2 separate regions of the Homo sapiens genome follow, and region 2 is linked to region 1. The links are chromatin loops, found by intact Hi-C in ENCODE. Cell type or tissue: B cell. All regions are shown on one strand.

Evidence for each region. Hi-C counts contacts between places; a loop is a spot of excess contacts. Peaks named below come from ENCODE experiments on the same cell type or tissue, not always from the same donor. Only the 100,000 strongest peaks of a DNase experiment are listed, where the experiment ranks them.
Region 2: it touches region 1 in a loop (7-fold over the local background); 4 of 110 quality-filtered maps call a loop at or near these places.

Annotation. Positions count from the first base shown.
Region 1 is chr7:47,670,025-47,672,524 of GRCh38, reverse strand. No RefSeq gene overlaps it. Among named protein-coding and RNA genes, the nearest start is that of LINC02902, 16 kb to the right of the region's middle. RefSeq lists an enhancer at 1-331. In B cell, no CTCF peak of the experiment used is centred here; DNase peaks (open chromatin) are centred at 84, 1,544 and 2,314; H3K4me3 peaks cover 370 bases; H3K27ac peaks cover 2,453 bases.
Region 2 is chr7:47,724,161-47,726,660 of GRCh38, reverse strand. No RefSeq gene overlaps it. Among named protein-coding and RNA genes, the nearest start is that of LINC00525, 36 kb to the left of the region's middle. RefSeq lists an enhancer at 1,743-2,500. In B cell, no CTCF peak of the experiment used is centred here; DNase peaks (open chromatin) are centred at 228, 1,130 and 1,893; H3K4me3 peaks cover 797 bases; H3K27ac peaks cover 1,581 bases.

The DNA.
Region 1 (2,500 bases):
TGTTTTCCAAATATCACTGTGAGAGGCAAGGAAAAGGAACTCTCAGTGTGGCCAAAAGGCATGAAGAGGCATCTCACCAAAGAGGACATACAGGTGCCAAATAAGCAAATGAAAAGGCATCAGTGGGGCCTTTAAGGAAGTGGAAGATCAGATCACATGAGATATTGCTGCTCACCTATCTTCATGGCTAACATGAAAAACAGGACCCACACCACACGCGGGTGAGGCTGCGGAGACACTGGCTCCCTCAAACATTGCTAGAACGTGGTGCAGCCCCTCTGGGATTTTCTTTTTACCAACATGAATCTTTTTAGCTTTCATTCAATTACACAAAGCTCCCCAAATAGTAGGTCATTCAGCCTTGCCTATAACCAGAGCTTTTGTAGACTTGAGAACACTAACAAAAAAAATTCCCATACCATCCAGGCCAGTCTTGCTCTAACAGTGTGGTTTGATGAATCTGGGTCAGGCCTGGGCACTGAGCTCACCACCGACACTGCGGGGGACTCTAAAGCACAGCCAGGCCGGGCGCGGTGGCTCACGCCTGTAATCCCAGCACTTTGGGAGGCCGAGATGGGTGGATCACTTGAGGTCAGGAGTTCAAAACCAGCCTGGCCAACAAGGTGAAACCCCGACTCTACTAAAAATAGAAAAAAAATTAGCCAGGCATGGTGATGGGGGCCTGTAATCCCAGCTACTTGGGAGGCTGAGGCAGGAGAATTGCTTGAACCTGGGAAGCGGAGGTTGCAGTGAGCAGAGACGGCACCACTGCACTCCAGCTTGGGAGACTCCGTCTCAAAAAAATAAATAAATAAATAAATAAATAAATAAATAAAAATAAAGCGCAGCCAGAACTGGGATCCATAGATCTCAGCAGCTGAGCTTGATGCACACCCCGAGGGACCAAGTGCTGTCCCTTCGTTCTCTCCCCGACCCCCAGGCTGTGTGCTCCCTGGACTCTGTGCCCAGCCCCGGGGGGTTAGGCGGGTTCCCAAATGCCATGGCTCAACCTTCCACGTATGCCTATGTGTTCTGATGCTTAGAAGGCCCTGGCCTCCAATCTGGCAGACTCCGGCCTATCTACCCCTTCGGAGCCCCCCCAGAGCCCTCCCCTCACTCCACCGCCGTGCATGCCGTTTTGAATTCTAGTTGCCTATGGAAACCTCTCTTCTGCACTAGACCCTAAAGGGCAGGGTCCACATCTGACTCCTCCCGTGCCCCCAACCTCTGGTACACAGAAGATGCTCAATAATGTCTGTAAGCTAAGCCCTTAGTAAGCCTGGTGAGGAGAGTGTTCATGTAAGCCCCATTTTGTAGAAGAGAGGACACGTAGATGGGTGAAGCCTGGGTTCCTGAGGAAGACGTTGGATTTTCCTCATTCCTAGGCAATGCATGCCTGTTGTGGAAAACTCAAAAAATATACTCAAGGAAGTTAAAAAATGTAAGCCCTACACAATCCCACCATCACCGCCAATGGGCTGCTGTTGTAACTTTCCAGATGCTGTGCTGTGACAGCCTTGAATTTGCATATTGCTAAAAGGAAGTGTCAAGTTTAGGCTAAGAAACAAATGAATGTCAAAAGTGGAAGCACAGAGCTTGAAGTTCAAGGTCAGCAGAGTCTCGCTGCAGGTGTCATCTGTGGGGAGCGAAGGCGTCTGGACCCAGCTGTGAATCCTGCTCAGTGCCCGCCTGGGCTGTACCTGCTTTGCAAACTGGCGCTCTCATATGCATGTTAACAAGCACACTGGGGCCCTCCCTGTTTTTACATATTTGTTTTTTTGTTTGTTTTGTTTTTTGGTTTTTTTTTTTTTTTTTTTTGAGGTAGAGTCTCACTCTGTCACCCAAGGTGGAGTGCAGTAGCGCGATCTCAGCTCACTGCAACCTCCACCTCCTGGGTTTAAGCATTTTCCCCTGCCTTGTGCCTCCCGAGTAGCTGGGATTACAGGCATGAACCACCACACCTGGCTAATTTTTTTGTATTTTTAGTAGGGACGGGGTTTCACCATGTTGGCCAGGCTGGTCTCAAACTCCTGACCTCAGGCAATCCACCTGCCTCGGCCTCCCAAAGTGCTGGGATTACAGGTGTGAGCCACCACACCCAGTCTTGTTTTTACATATTAAAAATACCCAATCTGGGCCTGGCCTGGTGTAAAAAAAAAAAAAAAAAAAAAAAAAGGATCTTTCCTGAGAACTTGTATTACTTCAGTATCACCCAGTCTCTGCCCACAGCCTCAGGGGAGAAGCTTTGAGCACAGGTTTTACAGAGCGTGAGAGACCCTTGGGCCTGGGAGAGCCTTGGGAAAGGAACATAAACTTGAAGGGAAAAAAGCAAGGCTCAGAAGTCAACACAAAGTGTGATAGCATTTCTAGAAAGTCCCACATAAGCCTGACTAAGCAATTTATTGTTTGGGGATACACGCATGTTACAACTTTTTTTTTTTTTTGAGAAAAGATCTCACTTTGTTGCCCAGGCTGGAGTACAGTGGCGAGATCATGGCTC
Region 2 (2,500 bases), 54 kb before region 1:
TACCAGGTTATGGAGAGTTCAAAAATCAGGTTTTCAATCAGCAATTCCTAATTCAACTTCTGCTCTCTACAGGCTAACACACACTAATGAGGAACATTGCTTCTTTACAAACCAGAACAGCAACATGCAGAGTAATCAGTTTAGCCCTGCACCCTCCAGCCAGAATGCCTCCAACTGGCTCGCTACAGATGCACCTGGCTGGATGTTAAATTGTTGAAGGAAGAAGCCATTGGTTGGAAACTCTGTGTTGGCTTTATAGTGGAGCAGCAGAGTGAAAAAATTAATAAATACATAAAAACCAAAAACAGAACTGGGAAACAGTTTTGGTGCCAGCCAGTCTGGCTGAGAAGAACCAGCCTCCACTTGATCATGCCTGCTGCCATGCCTACCTTCCTTTGGTCTCTGACCTCTCCAGCAACATGCACGGAAGGGCACCTGCTCTATGGGGCATGGCATTGACCTTCTTCCTCTCACTCAATCATCCCAGCCAGCCTATAAAGTAGGTAGAGCGACAGCTTCACTTTGCAGGTGAAGAAACTGAGGCACAGACACCTTAAGTAATGTGCCATAGGACACCAGTGTTTTACTGGCACCAAAGCCTATTCTCTCAACTGCTGGGCAACACTATCTATGTTTCAACTCTTCTTTTTTTTAATTGACTCTCACATCTCTCCATGCTGACCGTTGGCCTAATCCCCATGTATAATTCAGTAAAGGTAAATGTTCTACAAGGAGCCAAACACTGTGTTTAAAATATACGCTTCCCAATTTTGTTTAATCCAAGTTTGAAATGTAGTCTTCTTAGAAGAAAGAGACTTTCATGCAATCCTCCATGAGTGTAAACTTTGTGTTCATAGCAGAACATTTGATGAGAATCAGATCAAAGGTGTTTCTGGCTGTATCCTGAGTACAGTATTCTACATACAGTATTCTGTTTTGCTGGTTGGGAGCAGATTAATCATCTAGGAGAGGTTGAGTTGACAGAAATGGACAGATCGCAGGATGGAGAGCCTGCCCTTCCCAGCTCCGCAGGCCAGGGGGAAACCCCTGACACGTGGGGGCTAGGCAGAATGACTTACTGAACAAACACACCATGAGCTGAGTGCCCAGCCAACCAGATAAAAACATCCTTCACCAGGAAATTGAGGTATCAGGCCTCAGTGGCTTTTCAGGGTGTGGATTCCTTTAAGGGCAACCTTGTTCTCAAGAGTTCATTGTTTTGGTTCCTGCTAAACTCCCTGAAGGTAGTTTGCAGATAACCCCAGAAATGGGCAGGAGGGCCTGCCAGCAGCATGGGGCAGGCTTGTTTCTTTCTGAGGAGCCCAGGCCCCATGCCCTTCAGCATCACTCAAGACCACAAGGTCCCCACTCCCTGATGGAATAGCCACCCCCACCTGGCCTGGCCAGCTCCTGGCCACTCCTTTACTGCTGTCTAAATCTCAGAGTCCATCAGTGTGGAACATGTCAGATTCAGAGTTGCTCAGATATTTCCCCAGAGCTTGTATAGCACCAGGACCACCCATTGTCTGCCCTCATCATCCCAACTTGGCAACCTACCCCGCCCTTCTTACATTTCCCTCATTGGTCCTTGCACATTTCAGCTTTGCAGCCAGGCTCAGCCATTTAACCTTATTTCTGGGAATTTCAGAGTGAGCACTGGGTAGGCCTGGAACCTAAATCCCATGGCTTCCATAGGCAAACGTGTCTCTTTTGTCTGTCACCAGATCAAAGAAAGGGGGAAAGGGAAGGGTTTGGTTGGAGGTGGGGGAACAGTATTCTTTCATTCATAGGCAGAGACTGGCTTGTGTAAAAGTTTCAGGTTACATGAAATCTAAGCAGTATTGAAAGAATCCTGATGACTTCATCTCCAAATGCCTTGAATAGCCTTCCTCAACATCCTGCTGGGGCCACCCTGGGGTCGGGGACTTGCAGGCTTTTTAAACACATGGGCTTTGCCAGCTGCACAGGGTTTAGGGGACTGTTTGCAGCTTGGATGTATGTAGCTCTTTGTCGAGGGAGGCAGACCATTTCTAACCATACCTGGCCCTGCACCCTCCCAGGCTGTTCCACCTGCTTCAGGCCCTTTCCCTGCTCCTGACTCCCAGAGCAACGTCACGCCACACCTCAGGGGCCAACTCGAAGGCCGCACACCGGGCACACACCTTCCCCAACGCTGCTGCTCTGAGCTGGCACAGGGGCGTCCCCACATCCTGCCAGTGGCCCTTTAGGCCTTGCCTTGTAGGAATTGCAGGAGGCCTCAGACAATCGCCCCAGGATGACAGAGCCCTTGAGAACAGTGTCAGCGTCAGACTTGCCCTGTATCCTCCTCATGCATGGCCAGTGGGAGACTCCAGTAGACACCGGAGGGGTGGACTCAGGAAAGCATGAACGAATGGCCGAAGGATGACAAAGTCTCACTCCTCTAGGGGTATGGCAATTTCCACACAGCTTTCACACCCAGTATGCCAGCGGTTCCCAACCATTTTGGCACCTGGAACCA